Linked DNA regions of Homo sapiens: region 2 is linked to region 1. The links are chromatin loops, found by intact Hi-C in ENCODE. Cell type or tissue: GM12878. All regions are shown on one strand. Each heading gives the region's core, and the rest is flanking DNA. Links, peaks and the distances in the headings are about the cores only.

What was found. Hi-C counts contacts between places; a loop is a spot of excess contacts. Peaks named below come from ENCODE experiments on the same cell type or tissue, not always from the same donor. Only the 100,000 strongest peaks of a DNase experiment are listed, where the experiment ranks them.
Region 2: it touches region 1 in a loop (3-fold over the local background); 2 of 110 quality-filtered maps call a loop at or near these places.

What each region holds. Positions count from the first base shown.
Region 1 is chr3:5,421,314-5,431,437 of GRCh38, forward strand. No RefSeq gene overlaps it. Among named protein-coding and RNA genes, the nearest start is that of MIR4790, 180 kb to the left of the region's middle. RefSeq lists enhancers at 7,724-7,903, 7,954-8,033. In GM12878, for the core only: a CTCF peak has its summit at 5,225 (motif pointing right); DNase peaks (open chromatin) are centred at 5,272 and 7,888; H3K27ac peaks cover 1,596 bases.
Region 2 is chr3:5,750,959-5,761,082 of GRCh38, forward strand. It overlaps LOC105376940 (a long non-coding RNA gene), which reads left to right. Exons shown (of 3, transcript XR_940572.3): 3 at 4,577-4,994. Among named protein-coding and RNA genes, the nearest start is that of MIR4790, 510 kb to the left of the region's middle. In GM12878, for the core only: no CTCF peak of the experiment used is centred there; DNase peaks (open chromatin) are centred at 3,873 and 6,493.

The DNA.
Region 1 (10,124 bases), core at 881-8,880:
GAGGCTGAGGTGGGCAGATGATGAGCTCAGGAGTTCGAGACCAGCTTGGCCAACATGGTGAAACTCTGTTTCTACTAAAAATTAGCTGGGCTTGGTGGTGCACACCTGTAATCCTAGCTACTCGGGAGGCTGAGGCAGGAGAATGACTTGAACCTGGGAAGCGGAGGTTGCAGTGAGCCAAGATCGTGCCACTGCACTCCAGCCTGGGCAACAGAGTGAGACTCCATCTCCAAAACAACAACAAAAAACAAACCAAAACAAACAAATGAAAACTTTATGAGTGCCCTGGGTCTGGACTTGATATGGTTGAAGATTTTCATCAGCCTGAATAGCTAAGGAAATTCTACTTTAGAGAGAGACTCACCTTACCTGTTGCTGATAAGCTCTAGTGGCTAACTGTTCTTCCAAAAACTTACCTGAACTGCTGCTATCAACTATTTAAAACAAAGGTCTTCTGATGGGGGTAGAAGATTTGAAGGGAAAATATGCCACCTCTATTAACAGCGAGAAGGGGATTCCTGTGTGTAACAGTTTTGAGTTTTCTAAATTTCTTTCACTCTGAAAATTGGGGTCAATCACACACCATCTGTACTAGTATTTATACATGTATATTTTTCTTTAAATTGACTCATTTCTTACATTTCACTTAAAAGTAAATTTATTCTATGTTCGTAGACATGGAAATCCAGGTCCACTGAGTATGGCAGAGGCAGGTAGTCATCACCTGATATTTGTGTCTGTCCTTCCGTGATACAGAATTCTTGCTAAGAATTACTCATTTAGAGACCTCATTTCCTTGTTCTATCTGTTCTGTCTAGATGTGATCCAAAGACTGGATCTTACTTCTGAAGTGTGAGTGGAAGTGAGGTGTCATTTCTGGGCCCAGAACTGTAAGCAGTGTGTGTACGTTGTACACGCATTTATTCTTCTTTGCCAGCTGGAAGCCAACTCCAAGACCTTCAGGGATGGCAGAGCGACAGTTGGAAGTAGCCTGTTTTCTTAACTTACCAGGTGGATGAAAGCAGACCACAGATCAGGAATGCCCTCCATAGACTGTTCTGTGAGCAAGATATGAATGTCAGTTCAAGTCAAGCTACAGATACTTTCAAGCTCATTTATTCCAGCAGCCAGCATCATCTTTAAAATAGGCTTACAATGGGTATGGTATCGCATGCCTATAATCCCAACACTTTGGAAGGCCAAGGCGGGAGGATCGCTTGAGGCCAAGAGTTTCAGACCAGCCTGGGCAACAAGGAAGACCGTGTCTCAATGCCCACCTCCACCACTCCCCATCACCACGACCAAAAAAAATGAAAAGAGCAGGTGTGGCGGTGTGCATCTATACTCCTAGCTACTAGGGAGGCTGAGGCAGGGGGATCGTTTGAACCCAGGAGGTTGAGGCTGCAGTGAGCTATGATTGTACCACTGCACTTCAGCCTGGGTGGCAAAGCAAGATCCTGTCTCAAGAAAAAATAAAAAAAAAATACAATAGACTTACAGTAAGGTAGTGACAAAAATAAATACTTCTTACTCAAACTGCAAAAAAAAAACCTCAGTATTTTATACCACCATCCCCCCTGGGTACCATCACCAATAAGTAGTGATAGGGGATAGTTTGTTCTGGTGCTTGGGCAGACTGATTAAATGTCATGGGAATAATAGTTTCTTTCGTATTCCTACATTCTTGCTGCTGGTCAATGAGAGTATTTTTTTCTTTTTTAATATTTGTAAGCTGCTATTGAGAGGTTGCCAACCTTGAAATGCTACCAAATCTTGTCAGTGTTCATTCTGATCCTCCAGGGAGAAGAGTCAAAACACAAACCCTCTGTTATTAATAAAAGGGAGTGACTGACGGGGTCAGGTGAGATGTGTTCCTCCTCAGCGTGCTTTGAAAGTGGCAAGTTATTTAATTGAAAGCGTCCGGCTCTCTCTCACTCAGAAGCTCTCACTTGTGCTATTGCCAAGCTGTGGTCACCCCTGATGACCCAACATAACCCAGAGGAAGCTCCAGAAGGAAGTCCCCAGACCCACCCTGCTGTTTGCTTTGTGTCCCTGTTGCTACTTTCTGCAGAGAAGAACTAAAGTTGGGACTTGCTCTGCCTGGGACATGTGGTGTATTGGTTAGGGTTAGGAATGTTGACTGCTATCACATAAAAATCCTTTCTGGTGTTCTGGGTTGGGGGATCATCTTCCACCTTTGTGATCTTTCTTGTGGCTTTGTTCACCACCAGTGCCTAGAAGTTCTTTCCACTAAGTGGGTGGGTGGGTAGGAGTGGGAGTTTTCTTTGACAGTGATTTTTGCGGTGAGCATTTTGTAAAACAGTCCCTTCCAGCAAATGCAGGCAGGCAACCAAGATGTTTTTGACTATCTCATGAACCCTCCCTCCAGTTCCCTATTTCACTGTGCCAGGATTTCTGGCACCGCCCAAGTCCAGTGGGGCCTTTTCTCAGCTGCTCTATTGTTTAAGGCTTCTGTAACTTTTCATTCTTATTACAAAGCTTCTGATGGGCCCCACTGGGCTGAGCCTTGGCAGAGTTGATTATGATACAGGAAGTGCTTACTTATTTTATTAGCAATGATCAATGATTTTCTTGTAGATGAAAAGCTTATTTCTAGCACGCATGCACTGAACCCAGTGATTTGTGTGGACTTATTACAACCTACTTTCACATACATATGGCACCACACTGCTATGTTCTCTATGCATAAGACCCAGCACCTGCTTTCACTGCTGGAATCAGTTATTGGTGGTCTGTGTGGAACTGGCTACTGAGTGCCTGGTGGGGAGAGTCTCATGGGAGCCAATTTTCTCAGTGGGCTTCCTTAATATTGGAATTCTTCAAAGCTCAAAATTCTGAGAGGACCCTAGGGGTTCAAAGCCTTTGAGCCTATAATAGTTAAGTGATTCGATATTTGCCAGGACATCCCTGCAACCTGGTCTTACATGATGCCTTCATGCAGGAACCTCTGTCCTGAGGTGTACAAAAAAGAAATGTACTAAGTACGTTCCCTGTTTGCTATTTTTGTTTCGTGCATGGCTTCCACGTATCTGTCCTTGCTCCATTCTCCTTACTTTCTTAGCTTGTGACCTTATCAATTCTTCTACTAGGCAGCTTCATGGTTAAGAGCATGGGCTCTGGAACTACTTAGCCAGACTGGGGCTGGGGATTAGCCAACTCCTTACTGGTGTGATTTGAGGTGTGTGTGTGTTTTATCCATTTCGAGCTCTGGTTTCCTTATCTGTTTATTGGAGACAATACTATCCATCTTACATGTTGGTTGTCCCAGTTAAGAGAGTCAGTGCATATAAAGCATTTAGCATATACTAGGCAGAGACAAAATGTAGCTATTATTGTCAGTCAGGTCCCTGCCTTGCCCATTGCAGCTCTCCTGCATGAGACTTCTCTCGATTGGAATTTAATCTCTGTTATCAGCTCAAGGATTCGCAGACTGTTCAGGGTAGTAGTTTTCTGAATAAACCCAGAACCTGGAATTTTCCTTACACTCATTGCATTGGGTGTCATGACTATCCCCATCTTACAGATGAGAAAAACTGAGGCCATTTGATCATGTAACTTGTCTAAGGTTCTACAAATAGTAAGTGGCGTAGTCAGGGTTTAAAGACACCTCCCCACCCATCTGTCTGGCTCCCAGCTGCCTCCTCTTTGTTTTGAGACAGAGATTTTGCTCTTGTTGCCCAGGCTGGACTGCAGTGGCGTGATCTTGGCTCACTGCAACCTCCACCTCCCAGGTTAAAGTGATTCTGCTGCCTCAGCCTCCCAAGTAGCTGGGATTACAGGCATGTGCCACCATGCCTGGCTAATTTTGTATTTTTAATAGAGATGGGGTTTCTCCATGTTGGTCAGGCTGGTCTTGAACTCCTGACCTCAGGTGATCTGCCCACCTTGGCCTCCCAAAGTGCCGGGATTACAGGGGTGAGCCACTGTGCCTGGCCTCTATCTGCCTGCTCTTAACAGGCATCCTGAAAAAAAAGCATATAGGACTCATAAACCAGTTCTTGATCTCTCAAAAACATTTCACTGTTTATACCCTTGACTGTCTGTGCACAGTATCTGCTGTATAAAGTCAAGAAATCAAAACCAGTCCAGAAATCTCCAGCTGAGGGGAAACAATCAAGGGAGTTGGTTACATGGTGTGGGAAGACGGAAAAGATAAAAAGCAGACATTGAAGCGGCACAGGAATCACTGAGGGAGCAGTCACCACCCTCGGGACAACATGATGTTACAGAAATCCAGGTGCTGAGTGGGGCAGAGAAGCTTGCTGCCGTACGCAGGGCTGGTGGCCAGTCTCTGGGAGCTTGCCGTATGTTTGGTACTTAGCTGGCTCAGGGGCCCCAGGGTAGGACATTGAGGGGCAAATGCCCTGAATACTGAAAGATGCAGGAGCTATCTGATGGGTTGCAGCAAGGCCAGGATGAGCTGAAAACACAAGAAAGTCACTTTCCCTCCTTCCTATTTCCTCCAGTATCTCCCACTACAGAATCTAACTGGAAGTCAATTAATGAGGGTGCTTGGGAAACAGTTTCAGCATTGCACAGCAGAATGGACAAGGTGGACTTGGGCTGAGAAGCGGGGAGATCTCAGACACAACGCCATTTGTATGACTGGCCGGTGGTACTGTCAGTCGTGGTGGTTGACATGTTTTGCAGGTGCCTGTGGGCAGCTCCCTGAGAAGACACTGAACCCAGCTGGGGTAACTGAAGAGCAGTTTACTTAGCCTGCTCAAGCAAGCACCATGCATTCAGAAAACTCATTTTGTAATTGTTGGTATAGTTTTAGAGCTTGAAACCAAATGAAATCTTTCAATAGTTGCCAGTCAGACGTGCATGTCAGCCTACCGGGTCGCTTCCCACTTGCCGGAGTGATTAGCTCTATTGAGCATTTTTTCCTTGTAGCCACAAATCCTCCTAGTCATAGCACGAGAAAATCCGTGACCAGTCCAGCACCATGTCGAATTTCCTGGGAGACTTTCCTTTTCTTTGAATTACCCATTTACTCGGTGAGAAAATGCTTCGGTGGAGAGAAAGAGCCTGGCATCGAGAAGGGGAGGGGAGCGAGTCTGCCACTGGAAATGCTGAGTGGCAATTTCGTTGTAGCCAGGCTTGTCACAGGACTGATGAATGGGCCCTAGTCTAGCACGTTACAATCTCCCTCAGGTCCAAGCCGAGGCCTACCTCACCCGTGTGCATCCAGGGACGGTAGGTGGCGCTGTGGTGTTGACTGATTAAAGGAGCGCGTGATAAAATGCTATGGAGAAGTGTCTGGAAAAAACAGGGAGTGGGAGTACTGGCTTGGAGAGGGGCAAGATGAATATGCATTCTCATTCAGTGTCTTTCCAATTCAGGTGAGCATTTTCCCTTTCCGCTCTGGGCATGCACAGGAAAATCCAATTACAGATGCAAGTTACACTGGGCTCTTTCAAATCAAATTGCAGATGTGTGTCAGCGGCATCTCGCTGACTTGGACGTGCTGGGTATATCTCTCGCAATAGAAGTTTGGCTTCTCCTTTCCCTTCTTTCCTTTTTTCTCTCGTTTCTTCTTTCCTTCCTCAATACTCTCCTACTATCTGATTTGAATTTTGCAATCCTCCTCTTTCTGACACCCATTTAATTCAATTCAGTAGTTTTGTACCTAACATAGTTTTTTGAGACACTGTGAAGTATCTGGGGGAAAAGGGATAAAAGTAGCTTTCTTTCTTTAAATAGAAGGTAAGCTAACCATTTACTGAGCTCCTACCAGGTGCTAGGAACTGAGCTAGGTACTTGTCTACTCAATTTATCTCATTAAACTGTTTAATTTATTCGCTTATAAGCAGTTTGAGTACTTGTGTCCCAAGGGCACAGCCTGTGCCATCGGTCGTGGGGAAACAGGAGCATTAAAAGGCCCCCAGTCCTCTGTGTGTCTTCTTCCCTGCTCTGAGTCTGAGCCCTGATGCTTCAGCTGCTGATTTTTACATGGCTTCCTCTAACATCCTTGCAGCTCTGGAGTCAGGCTGCGTGAGCTCGGATTCTGATTCTACTGCTTCCGAGCTTTTGGAAGTTGGGCAAGTTACATAATGTCTCAGTTTTCTTATATGAGAGAATGAGATAACCATTCCTTCTTCCAAGGATAACCATTCCTGCTTGAAAATTAAATGAGATGGTACATGCAAACATTTGGAATGACAACTGGACAATGGCAAGTACTTAATAAACTTTAGCTTTAATCATTGTCATCACCATCTTCAAATTTAAAAAGTTGCTACTTTTGGAATATGTAAGGTAGTGTCTACTGCCCATGCCCCCAGATATGCCTCTGAGGTACACTCCAGGTAAAAAAAAAAAAAAAGGAGCAATTCACTTTTACTAGGAAGAATCAGGGAAAGCTGCATGGAGGAGGCTGGTTATAGCTGCCCTTGCTGTGAAGAAATTCAGAGGAAAATTTCTGAATCCAAGAGGGTCATCTACTTTACAGACAATCAAATGAGACCTGTGTCCCTTGTCCCGTGTCAATGATGTTTATGCACATTTTGCAAACCATAATCCTCTAATTAGTGGGATCCCATAATCCCCGAGGTCAAGCATGGATATTTTGGGGGCCATAGACCCCAGGTTCAGGACTCCTGACTTGAGATCCTTTGCAAGTTCAGTGTTCTTAGTCTAAATGAAGTAAAACAATTTAAGAGAGTTTAGCAGGCACTGTTAGTGTCCCACTCAGTTCCTTGTTACCTTATTGGCGTTCCCCTCTCCCAGCTGCTGTGGGTGTTGCCTGCTAACGATTCACTCCTACCTTTCTTTTCCAAGGGTGGTTCTTGGCTCATGGGAGTGCCAGGCCAGGAGATAGTCCACCTTCTGCCCCGCAGACACAGAGGTGGCCCTTGGTAATGACTGAAGAGTATAGCAGTGACTGGTTCTCAGAATGGGAAGAACTGGGACTATGTGGTGGCTAGTCTGTTAGGCTAGGGGCATGGTAAGAGAGTTAGGCTGGAGGGGACTGGAGAGACAGGAAAGGAGAGTGAATCCTTGCTGCTTCTTGACCCTGGAAGAGTACAGTAACTCGCTTCCCTTGCTATTTGGTGGTTCCAACTCTGCGATACAAACTATATACGTTTCTGAGCCCTCATGGCACCAGGCTGAGAGCTTTCTGGAGGTATGGTTTGCCTTGATGCTCCTCTGCCCTAACCCATCTTTCTCACACCCCTGTAGGTTTCCCTGAGAGCAGTTCCTCAGTAAATCACTTGCACAAACATCTCCATCTCAGCTCTGCTTGAGGGGACCTAAAGACAGAGTGGAACTCAAGGTCATTATATGGAGGAGCTAAAACCCATGCTATAGAACGTCAGTGCAATGGTTTAGGGTGGAGGGGCAGCTGCATTGAGATCCAGCTCCTCCCTTTTGTCCCAGCTGCTTTTTTCCTTTTCTCCCACCGTTCCTACTGTCCTGTGACACTCTGGTGTCAGATTGGGACAGATGATGGGGGAGCTCACCAACAGCAAGTGGCGTAAGTGGTCACCTTGGAGCCCTCTGATTTCAGACTACAGTTTTGTCGAGCTGTAGGAAGTCTTCTGTGTAGAGACGATCCCTTAATAAGCCAGTTGAAGTGTGATGATTAATGTATTAGGGCTGGGGAGCCCCCATCCTAGCAAGCAGTCCCTTTGACAGAAGAAAACGGACTAGGCAGATAAGAGAGAAAGTGCAGAATCACGTTCTGGTGTTCAGTTTGGCAGCCCATAGCTCATTTTAATTACTCTGAAATAATTATCTCTGGTACACAGCTGGGTTTGTCTGCGTGCAACTTGTGAGTCATTCTTCCCCATGTGAATAAATCAAGCAGGTTAGGAGGAAGGGCTGGAACCAAATGACATGTAAAAGAGGTTCTGTGGTAAAGGTTCAGAAAATGGCAAACTTTCGACCTGAAAGAAGATTGATTTGGGACATCTGGTCCTTGTGTGTGAAGCAAACAGCACTGGCTAGTGAAATCAGAAGTAGATGAGTCTTAAGGCTATTTTAGAAGAGCTGTGAGAGCTGAGCAAGGTGCATCAAGGGCTAATGTAAAAGGGACAGTTGCCAAGGAGGATCCTATAGCATAATGGTCAAGAGCTTGGGTTTTAGGAGCAGGCTGACTTGAATTGGAATCCGTATTCTATTGCTTGCCATTTAAATTACTTTGAGCATATCATGTCATCTTTCAAAGCATCAGCTTTCTATTAAGTTAGAAAATTTGTGTATGGTGCCATTTCCTTCCATGTGTGGCTTCTATTACAAGTACTAGATTTTCCTGCTGCTGCTGCTGAGGGCTTAAGGAGAGGACTGCTTGTGGGCCACCTATGCCCTGTCCATTGCCCTGGGCAGACATTACTAATCAACTCAACTCTCTTCACAGTTGGGCCTGATTGTGGAGTCAGAGATATTTTCTAATAGCACTTCCAGCAGCTACCCCCTATCTAACCAACTTGGCATGTTAATTGAAAGCAAATAACCACTTTGGGTTAAAAATGTTTCTCTTCTTTGATGTTTGATATTTCCTATCTGTAAAACCAGACATTTGAAGAAGATGATCACTAAAGGCCTTTCTCATTTGATATTCCAGTGTTTTAAGAGATAGAGAAGTGGATCATTGGGGATTGGATTATTTCAGCTCCCACCCTTTGTTTATTTGATGCTCTGCACACAATCAAGAACTCAGTTTGTAAGGTGGGGCTGCTTATGAGAAAGGTGGGAACAAGACCAGGAAACCAAGAGCCAGGAAGCAGTGAGGATCCACACCCTCATCTCCTGTCTCCCCAGTCCCCTTCAGCCTGGCTCTTACCATGTCCCTAACCTAATAGACTAGCTCCCACATAGTCCCAGATGGTCTCACTCTGAGAACCAGTCACTGGCTTCTGCTCTCATAGGATGGATTCATCATAGGATGGAAATGAAGGTTTGTATCCAAGACAGAAGCTGCCTCCATTTCAAAGTCATCTCCTCTGTGGGCCCTGAGTATTTGATTGCTCATTGGCCTCCTTGTCTAACCTGCAGATCTGCTAGTTGTCACTGGCCTGACCCTCGCTTTTCAATAATAGAGCTTACATTGTTCTTAAAGATCCACTTAACTTTTATATTATATAGTTAATATGCTTTAATGGCCAGGAAAATTAGAAAATATAGATAAACCAAAAGTCAGTTCACTGTTAAAATGTGGTTGCTTATTATCTTTTACTGCATATATGTGTACATTTATTTAAGATCATATTTTATAAACACTTCTTAATGAACATCTTTCTGCTTATAAATGGTCTATCTTATTGTTTAGAATACTGTCATTCTGATTTAATTTGTCCCTCTGCTATGACTCTCCTTTTGTTCAATTCAATTAAACATTTATTGAGTACCTGCTCGGTGCTGAGTGCTTATAGTCTCTGTGCCCCTGTATTAGTCCATTTTCATGCGCTGTAAAGAACTCCCTAAGACTGGGTAATTTATAAATAAAAGACTCACAGTTTTCCATGGCTGGGGAGGCCTCAGGAAACTTACAATAAGAAGGCAAAGGGGAAGCAAGGCATGTCTTACATGGTGGCAGCAGAGAGACAGTGAAGGGAGAAGTGCCACAATTTTAAACTATATCAGATCTTGTGAGAACTCTTTCACTATCATGAGAACAGCAGCAGGGAAACCTGCCCCTGTGATTCAGTCATCTCCCACCAGGCCCCTCCCCTGAAATGGGATTATAATTTGAGATGAGATTTGGGTGGGGATGCACAGCCCAACCCTATTAGCCCCTAAGGAACCTGGAGCCTGGTAGGAGCAAACAGATATAAAATAATGAATTATGATATACCTTGACAAACATTAGTAGAGACACGAAGTTTTACAGGAACACAGGCTGCTGAATGCTGAGTTGAGCCCAGGAGGAGGATGAAGGAGCCTTTCAAGGGAGAATGTCATTCAAACAGAACCTGTGAGGATGCATGGGCCTGTGAAGGAGCCGGCTTGCTTGAGGTTAGGGTGTGCAGAGGGGCATGGATTGGTGTGATGGTTGATTTCATACATCAAGTTGACTGGGCCAGGGAGCGCCCAGATGAAACATCATTCTGGTGTGTCTGGGAGGGTGTTGCAGGATGAGATTAGATTTCAGTTGGTAA
Region 2 (10,124 bases), core at 872-8,871, 330 kb after region 1:
TAGGACACTGAGAGTAATTACTTGAAAGAATTCCTTTAGTGCAATCCAGAATCCTCAGGCATCTGAGAAACTTTTCTTAAAAATTTTAACTCAGCAAAAAGTTAGAAGTTTTTTTTTTTTTCCTGACAAAGCATTTTTTAGATCACCCTAAAATATTTGGATAATGCAGGCAGTGGCACTTCACTTCTGCTAGGAATAGGATCTGCTCCATAGCAATGTCTATATATCCATTCATTAATTAATGTATCATATGTGTGTCCAGACTGTATTGATAAGGATATGTTTTAGATAAAATAATGGCTATAGAGACAACACTGAATCATGTTTTTGGTTTTCTGCTCTGATACCCTCCTTTCTTGTGGCAAGGTCTGTTTATCCTTCAATTCCATCTTACAGCTTTGTTTGCTGCCACCTCCTTAGTGCAAGCCACCATCATCCCTCATCAAGACTACTCTAACAGCCATCTGATTACTCTCATCCATCTGTGCCTCTCTCTAAGCTGCTGTTCTCGGCAACTAGATCCGGAGGGACACTTTCAAATCTCAAATTCTCTCATGTCATTTTCTTTGTTTAAAACATTTCCAAGGCTTTCCATTTTTCTTAGAATACATTTAACGGACCAGTCTCTCCAGCCACATGGTTCACTGGGCATCTTGTTGCCCTCCATGTTTACCCATACAAACTGTCTTTCTACCACAGATGCTTTGTAAATGCTGTTCCTTCTGCCTAGAATGCCCTTTCCTCCCTCCCTCCCATCTTCACCTAGTTTACTCCTATTCACCCTTCAGATTGTAACTTAGCCATCAGTTGCCTGTTTAGTACCCTGGTTAATTTTATGCGTCAACTTGACGGGCCTTGGGGTGCCCCGGCATTTGGTCAAACATTATTTTGGGTGTGTCTGTGAGGGTGTTTCCGGATGAGATTAACATTTGAATCAATAAACTGAGTAAAGCAGATCTGGCATTCCCTAATATGGGTGGGTCTAATCCAGTCAACTGAAGATGTGAATAGAACACGACAAGTGAGAAGGAACTCCTCCTGTTTGAGCTGGGACGTTTGGTTTCATCTGGTCTTAGGACTTTGACTAAAACACTGGCTTTTCTTGGGTCTTGAGCCTGCCAGCTTTCAGACGGGAACTTATATCATTGGCTCTCCTTGTTCTCAGACTTTGGGACTCAGACGGGCGCTACTACGTATTGACTCTCCTGGATCTCCAGCTTGAGGACGGCAGAACTGAGAACTTCTCAGCCTCCTTAGTTGGATGAACCAATTGCTTATAATAGATCTCTGGAGAACCCTCACTAATACAACCCACCTTCTCACATACACACACTTTTATCCACTCTTCTAGAGAAGTACTTTGTAGGACATACATATTTGACCTTTTACATCTATTTGTGTGATTATTTAATGAAGTCTCTCTCTCCATTACAGTGACTGTCCCAAATGGGCAGAGACAGGGACTTTTCTGAGATTTTACTAGAGTGTAGCACATAGCACTGTACCAGGCACATATTTGATGATGAGACAATGACATTACCTCCCACAGGTAAGACCTAGGCCATTGTGGGATATAGAATACACCTTTTCCTAAAGGACTTTTCATGGGATCTTAGTTCAACTGCACCAAGTTAACTTCCTTTTTGTCTTGTCTGATTGAATTTCCCAAATCAAGCTACTTAGATTCTGCCATGTTTGTGACCTGGTTTCCATTTATAATATTTCTTTGCTGTTCCAGGGTCTCTGCCTTGATAGTCTGCAGTGCATCCCATGAACTCAGTATGGAGAAGTTGCCTTGTCCCCATCAATCCAATGGAGTCCATTCATGTCTCCAAACCTTGGCTTAATGATTGTATCCCTGCTGTCTGTTATAGGAACATTTTTCCCTGACCACCCTATCTGTCACCTCTTGTTAGACCTCCCTTTCACTAACCACAGCCTGAACTCTTACCTGCTGCCATACTCTCAGAAAATCATACCAAGCCTATTAGCTCAATTTCCTCTAGCTTCCATTACCAAAACCAGGGTTTTCAAATACATGGTCTCTTCTGGGAAATAAATCCCTTTGCCAACCTGGAAATGCCCAAGATGCCCTAGTTTCAAAATACAAACTCGAAATGTTTCAAAATATGCTTCAAATTGTTTTTCTTTTTTTTTTTTTTTTGAGACGGAGTCTCACTCTGTCACCAGGCTGGAGTACAGTAGTGTGATCTCGGCTCACTGCAATCTCTGCCTCCCAGGTTCAAGTGATTCTCCTGCCTCAACCTCCCAAGTAGCTGGAATTACAGGCACGTACCACCACACCCAGCTAATTTTTAAAAATATTTTTAGTACAGAAGGGGTTTCACCATGTTGGCCAGGATGGTCTTGATCTCCTGACCTTGTGATCTGCCTGCCTCAGCCTCCCAAAGTGCTGGGATTACAGGCGCCCAGACTCAAGTTCTTCTATCACATTTTAACAGTTTCTCTGCAGGTCAACCTGACATTCATTTGGACTCATCCAAAAAGAACAGCATGTTCCCTTTGATGTCTGCATTTTCCAGAATAAATGACTTTCTCTCCCTTAATTTCTACTTTTAGAATCTTAATGAGCATTGAGTTTTGGAGACAGTGACCTTGTTTTCAAGTGTAGGAATTAATTACTTTAAAAATGTCACTGTTTAAAGGAATATCAGCACCCTGTTCTCACTCATGAATTATCACCACATAAAATCTCACAAAGATTATATGAATCTCTTCCAACAAAATGGTTTGCCTTTTTATGTGCAGAGGATGGTCCTGGGACAATTGCAACAAAATCATTTGGGTGGGGAGAGGTGATTATTACAAATACATAATCCAGGTCCCCACTGCAGACCAACAAACCGGAATCTATAGGATCCTTAGAGCTGCTGCTGCTGCTTTATTTTTTTGAGGCAGTTTTACTCTGTCACCCAGGCTGGAGTGCAGTGGCTCAATCTTGGTTCACTGCAACCTCTGCCTCCTAGGCTCAAATGATTCTCCTGCCTCACCCTCTCGAGTAGCTGGGATTACAGGTGTACGCTACCATGCCCGCCTAATTTTTGTATTTTTAGCAGAGACAGGTTTTCACCATATTTGCCAGGCTGGTCTCGAACTCCTGACCTCAAGTGATCCACCGGCCTTGGCTTCCCAAACTGCTGGGATTACAAGTGTGAGCCACCATGCCCAGTGGAGTTTGCATTTTAAACAAGGTAGTCCAATTAGTCTTAGATACATTAAAGCTGAAAAAAAAAAAAACCACAACATTTTTCCTTGAGTACTGTCAGAAAAAAAAAAAAAAAAAAAAGCTGGCACCCTGTCATATATCTGTTTGTTTATGTACTATCCTGATATAGTAAGTGTGTTATAAATGATACCTCAAAAACGGAAATTTTAAAAGGGTAGAGAAAGGATATATATAAACAGAGTTATATTTGCTTGCCATATTACACAGGGGGTCATTCTGCATACCCCACAGGCTGTAAGCACTCTACTTTGAAAACTAATGTTTTATAGGATGCAGATTATTACGTTTACCTCTAAGATAGACGTGTTCTATTCTAGCAGAGAATAAATACTAGCTGAGATGGGTTACAGGATAAATCTTGTTGAAGGTGATAAGGGGAGATCTAGGTGCGAGGAACTTGAAGGAAGGATTCTGGGTGTGCAAGAGACAGTTTGAGGGCATTGAGACCCAACTTAGTGTGTGGGGGGAGTCAGAGGTGGCACAGGGAAGCAATTCTGAGAGGTGCATTGTTTCTGAAGGACAGGGGAGGGCCACCAGACTGCTTCTTGCAGAACTGAGAATTGTATGCTGTCTCATGTATATTCTCTCTCTTTCCTGTTCCCTGTATTGTGCTGCTCAAAGTGTCAGTGGTCAGAGGCCCAGGGCCAAACCACAAACTGTTGTCCCAGTGGCCCATGTCAAGATAAGTGTAGAAATCGAGAGCGTTTAGGCATTTTTAGAGCAATTTGCCCTTGCTGTGACATCTAGTAATTAGTATTTTTGTGTGTTGGCAGAAGTATTGGTCTGCTATAAATTGGACATTTAAAAATTTGTGAAATAAGCCAGACACAGAAAAATATTGCAGGATCTCATTTAGTGGAATGTAAAAAATAAATAAAAAAAAAAAAGTCAAACCACACATAGAGAATAAAACAATAGTTACCAGAATGTGGGGGAGGGGAAGAAACAGAAAGATGTAAGTCAAAGAATACAAAGTAGCAGATGTATAGGATGAAGAAGTAGAAAGAGCTAATGTAAAACATGAGGACTATAGTCGATAATGGTGTATTGTAGTCACGATTTCTGCTAAATGAGAAGATTAAAGGGGCTATTGCCCCGGGGTAAAAATGGGTATCTGTATGAAATAATGGATATGTTAATTTGTTCCACTATAATCATTTTACTACATATATAACATCATGTTGTATACTTTAAACATACACAATAAAATTTATTTAAAAAACATAGACTGTTTTTCTATAAAATTGTGAACTGGTCTTTAACTCTAGATAGTTTTTGAAGCACTGTTCCATATGATGCGTAGGCTGAATTCTCCCACCTTTGCTTCAGTCCTAGGGCCCAGGAGCTGCAATGGGCCATTCTCATCTGAAGGAATTGCCTCAGCTTGTTAGAGGACTGGCATGAAAGGAACAATCGTGATAGTGGGCATAACACATAAACCCTCTGGGACTCCCTTTGGTCATCCACAAATGGCAGTAAAGAGATGAGCGCCTCCTTGTTCTCACTCACAGGTGGGAATTGAACAATGAGAACACTTGGACACAGGGTAGGGAACATCACACACTGGAGCCTGTGGCAGGGCGGTGGGGTGGTCTGAGGGAGGGATAGCTTTAGGAGAAATACCTAATGGAAATGACGAGCTGATGGGTGCAGCAAACCAACATGGCACATGTATACCTATGCAACAAACCTGCATGTTGTGTACATGTACCCTAGAACTTAAAGTATTATAATAAAAAAAAAGAAATGAGCGCCTCCTTTACTGGATACAGCTGCTACTTTCTTAGGAAAGTTAGGCTTACAACTAAGGAGGCAGATATCCCAACTGTTAGCATCCAGGAGATGTTTAAAGAGCTTAATAGTCACATTTTTGTTGCACCACAGCCTGAGCTTCTAGAAGCTTCTTTTCCTGAATTTCTCCCTAATTACAACCTGCTTACCTGGCTACAGGGCAGAGAAGGCCAGGATGATAAAGCTATTGGGGTTGCTAAATTTAGAATCTAAGAGCATTGTGTCAGATCTCAGCTTGGTGACCTCCTAGCTAGTGACACAACTTCTCTGAACCTCAGCTTTTTAATTTTACAATGGGCATAGTGATTTCTATCTAAAACGTTTTAGTGGGGGAATAAATGTGTTTATTTTTATAAAGCACTTAGCTCTGTGAAAATCTGTAGAACATTTAAAGTGCATTGTACTGTCATTATCATGCTTTTTATTTATTCAGTAAATAGTTGAGCAAGTACAATCTGCTGGGAATTGTACTCATTCCTGAGGGAGCCATAATGAGAAATCAAGCATCATACTGTACCTAAGAAATTTATGATCTAGGTGACCTCAATACAACTCATTTCCAACACCTTCACGTTCCTAACGAGACTGTAAATCCTGTGTGGTCAGGAAACACATCTGATTCATCTCTGAATCTGCAGTGGGTAGCCTAGTGTGGGCCTGTGGAAAGTACTCAAGAAATTCACGTGGAACAGAATGCCATCATCTTCCAAGTCTTGGTTTGACTTGATACAAGGGTTTAAAAACAAGTGTTTATTTAGGAAATGATCCCAAGTAACAGCCATCGGGGTGTGGAGGAGTGTGAGAGAACAGGGAAAGGAGCCATTTAGGGATGTTTTATCTATAGCACACTAGAACCTAATCCTGTTGGGGACATCTTGGGAGATACAGCAGTGAGAGAGAACTGGAATATTTATCCATCAACTACCATTGGTTGAGAGCTTCTTGGGGAGGAACATTAATCTAGCATTTTTGCCCTGCCTTTATGGCTGCAGGAAAGTCTCTGGCACCAAATCACAGAGGCTGGCAGTTGAAAGTCAGCCTGCTTGCATGGCAATGGTAGGCACCATGAGGATATGGGTGGGACACACATCTTCACTCCATTTCTCAGCTCAAGTCTACCACCCGGGCCGGTTTTCCCAGATTCCCAGAAATCTGTCTTGCTCAGTGTTGTCCCCCTCCTCCACACTGGGAATATCCATAACACACTCATGCCTATACTTGTCTTCTCCCAGCACTCCAGCTTATACTGATTCTTTCTTCTTCTCAGTTCCTTGTTCATTTATTTATTAATATTTTTAAATAGCTCTCCCTTTGGCACAGACCCGCACAAAGTTATTTCAATGCTGTATGTGGGTGTCTCACCTTCCCACATCCGTGTGAACTCCTGAGGACAGATACCATGAGTTATTCATTTTCTGTTCTTGCCACATTGCCCACAACCAGAAAGTCTGCAAGAAATTAAACTTAGGGCTGAATTTAACTTTGCGATGAAAGACTGGTGATCTGTGCTTCTCAGCTTCTGCTTTTTCAGCCACATTTTCTGCTCTGACTTGACTAAGCTGACAATTTGCAATTTTATTGATTCTAAAGTATTTTGATGAGAATCATGACTGCCACAGCCACAGCGGGTAGCTGTCATTTATTCAGCACATATGTGCTTCGCATTGTGCACTTAATATATTCTCTCATGTGATCCTCATAACAAAGCTAGTGTCATCATTTTACCGATGGGAAAACCGAATCTAAATAATCAAATGACTTACCTAAGATCATATAATTAGCAGAAGGGCAATAATTTAAACTCAGGACTAACCTAGAATTCTAGACTTTTAACTATTGTACTATATGTCTCCCAAATATAAGAAACAGTAAGAAATACTGAAAATAACCAATTCATTATTTCATTCCCCTATCAGTTCAACTGTCCAACTAAGAAGTATCCAAATTCAGTGAGTTTATATTGTCTTTAGACTTTGTTAGTCAAGACAAATGAGACTTATTATTGGAGATGAAGTGCAGAAACATTCTCAGGGACCCCCTCAGCGTCTAAGTTACCATTATCCACAAGGCAGGTGGGTTCGATTGCCTGCCGGGTGACAGTCCAATGACCACAACCAAGGAAGATTTAACAAGGGGACTTTATTACTTGCAACAAGCGAGGACACCAGGAATAGTTCCCAAAGTGGTGCCTCCCTGAGCAAAGGTGAAAACAGGGCTTTCATTGGGCTAGTTAGTTAGCTGAGTTAAGTTAGTTAGTACGTAAAGGTGGAGAAGGCAGTGCAGACGCAGTTGCTGATCATGCTTCTAGACAGGGCGCATGTATGGACAATGGAGAATAAGCTCCTCCTCTGGTGGGGTTTTTAGTATGGAAATGAGGGGAGTTTGCCAAACCTCATCTCCAGCTGAAGTATCTGAGGATCCAACCCGTTTTTTTTGTTTTGCTGGAGGTGGGCTTCTTCCCGGAACTTTTCTGAAACAAGAACTCAAGGTGTATCAGTTACAGGTGGGTACTTTCACCTGTAACTTTTCCCAGTTACAGTGTGTGCTGGGAAACCCAAGGACCCTGGCTTACATTGCCTTTCTCTTTTCTTTGTTTTCTGGCCCTGCAACTCCAAAGACAAGCCCATCTAGTTTGAGGACTAGAAAACATTGCCTCCGATATCACATATCTTCCGAAATCGTTTGTTTATGTCTAGGTTTTGGATTTCATAAACACAGAAACATGTATTGTTACAACATGAAGAAAATATTTCCTTATCCATGTGGGAGTATTTTCTCCTTGTCCCTGAAGCTCAGTCTGAATGGCTCAGGCCCGCTTTAGGTTTCAGCTCTTTCTTCTCCCTTCCATATCCTCCATTACCTAGAGAATCATCATTTATCGTGGGAGGTGCAAAGTCTTGCTCTGAGTCATCATATGTGTTCCCAAAACCATTGTCTCCGCTGGGACATTTTATTTTCCCTGCAGGATCTAAACTCTCGAAAGGCAAAGCCAGGAAGAGCTGTTTTGTTTCTCTGCTCGTCCTCCACATCCTTGAAGCCGGGATTGGTGAAGCTAGACTTATCTGGCTCAATAAGGAAATGGCTCTTGGATACAAGATAATATGAGATTAAAAAAAAAAAAACTGCACCAACTAATATTTTAGAAAAGAATGGCTCATGTTTGTATTTACGTGTTTGTGAACATGTGTGTTCATGATAACAGATTAGCTTATTGGTCCTTCTTACACAAGGCAGGGAATAAAAGGCAAAAGTAATTCAAGTCATACATTGTTTAATTTCAGTTTTGTGTAGCTTGTTGAATTGTTGCAAAGCCAGCTGCTTTATCTCATAGGCCTTATTTTTGTACTATAATACCAGCATTCAAATGCTCTGACCCCGAATGTTTGCTCAGTATGGAATGTGGAGTTAAATCTTGTCTGAAATTTCATTAGAAGACAGTCTAATTAGCCTGAATCAGAAGCCACCTTCCAAATAGCGTATTCAAAAACGTTAGTGAGTTATCTAGAATTTTCTAAAAGGAAAACATGATTTATTGACTTCAGAGCATTTTTCTTGGTGCAATAGAGAATTACAGCAGCCTTGTTTGAATAGCTATTATTAAGATTGCTTTGCTGTTTTGGAGACAGATCCCTATTTACTAGATTTTTGAATGGGAAAAAAAAATCCTGCTTTGGTAAGCCCTTAAGTGTAAAGGATCACAGAGTGATAAATGCCAAGGTGATTTTTTAAAAAATGTAATATGTGGTTCGTTGAACTTTCCTAGCTGTCAGTATGTGAAGAAATCCCAGTGTCAGATATTAAGCGAGCATTTTCTGTATATAAGTCACACATTTCAAATGGGTATTTTTCAGCCCATTAATCTGTAACAGTGTGTTGGAAAATTTGAAAATGACCAACTACTGGTTTAGTTTGCACCTCACTAAATTGTCCGCAAGGATTAACTAGAAAAACCTGCCCATCAGAAACCCCCCGCCCCCGCCCACTCTCCCTGCCCACAATCACACAAGCACACACACTCCCCTTCCAGGATTGCCTCAGCACAGGCCCCAGGTAAGCATTTCCACTGAAATGATAGCCAGTCCTGGCTTCAGATCATCCATTACAGGCTATCACCTGTGAATCTTCACACTGGGAAGGTTTTCCTACCCAGTTTTAATGGCTGTTTTCAGAACTATTGACATTTACCAAGTCAAGGGCAATCTGTCTTTTAAAGAAGTGCCAAAATAGCCTTGCACTTGGGTCCCAAACGTGCTGGGAAGGTGGATTAACGTTATAGGAGGAGAGGAGGCACAGAAAGTAGAGGTGGAGAAACATAGAGCTTAGCTGGGATTCTGTGTCAAAGATGGTATTCTATGAGTGGGAAATCTTGAGGTGAATGCTGCCAAGTCCTTACCTTCCAGTAGAGAAATGGGCTTAACTTGGGCACTTAAAGTGTATTTGGGGACTTTTTCTTCTGGATAGCTATATATTCTCTGAAATTAAAGGAAAATAAGGATGGAAATGACTTTCTTTGGTGTTTATTGTTGCTGTATCTCTGTGGTATGGCCAATATTTTGTCTTTTTGAAAAAAAATTTCTTTCATTTTTTTCCCACAAATATTTATGAAGTACCTATTACTGTAATCAGACATTGTGCCAAACTTTGGAGATAAAGTAGTAAGCACAGTAGTCTCTTCTCTTATGGAACAAGATATTCTAGAAACAATTTTTTTTTTTTTTTTTTGAGTTGGCGTCTTGCTCTGTCGCCCAGGCTGGAGTGCAGTGGCACGATCTCAGCTCACTGCAACCTCTGGCCTCCTGGGTTCAAGCGATTCTCCTGCCTCGGCCTCCCAAGTAGCTGGGATTACAGGTATGCACCACCACACTCAGCTGATTTCTGTATTTTTAGTAGAGACAGGGTTTCACTATATTGGCGAGGCTGGTCTTGAACCCCTGACCTCAGTGATCAGCCCACCTTAGCTTCCTAAAGTGCTGGGATTACAGACATGAGCCACCATAGCCAGCCTCTAGGACCAAATATTTTATCAGTGGAAACATCTATTGAGGAAAGTGCATCTGGGTAAGAAACAGAAAGCAAAATTTCACCA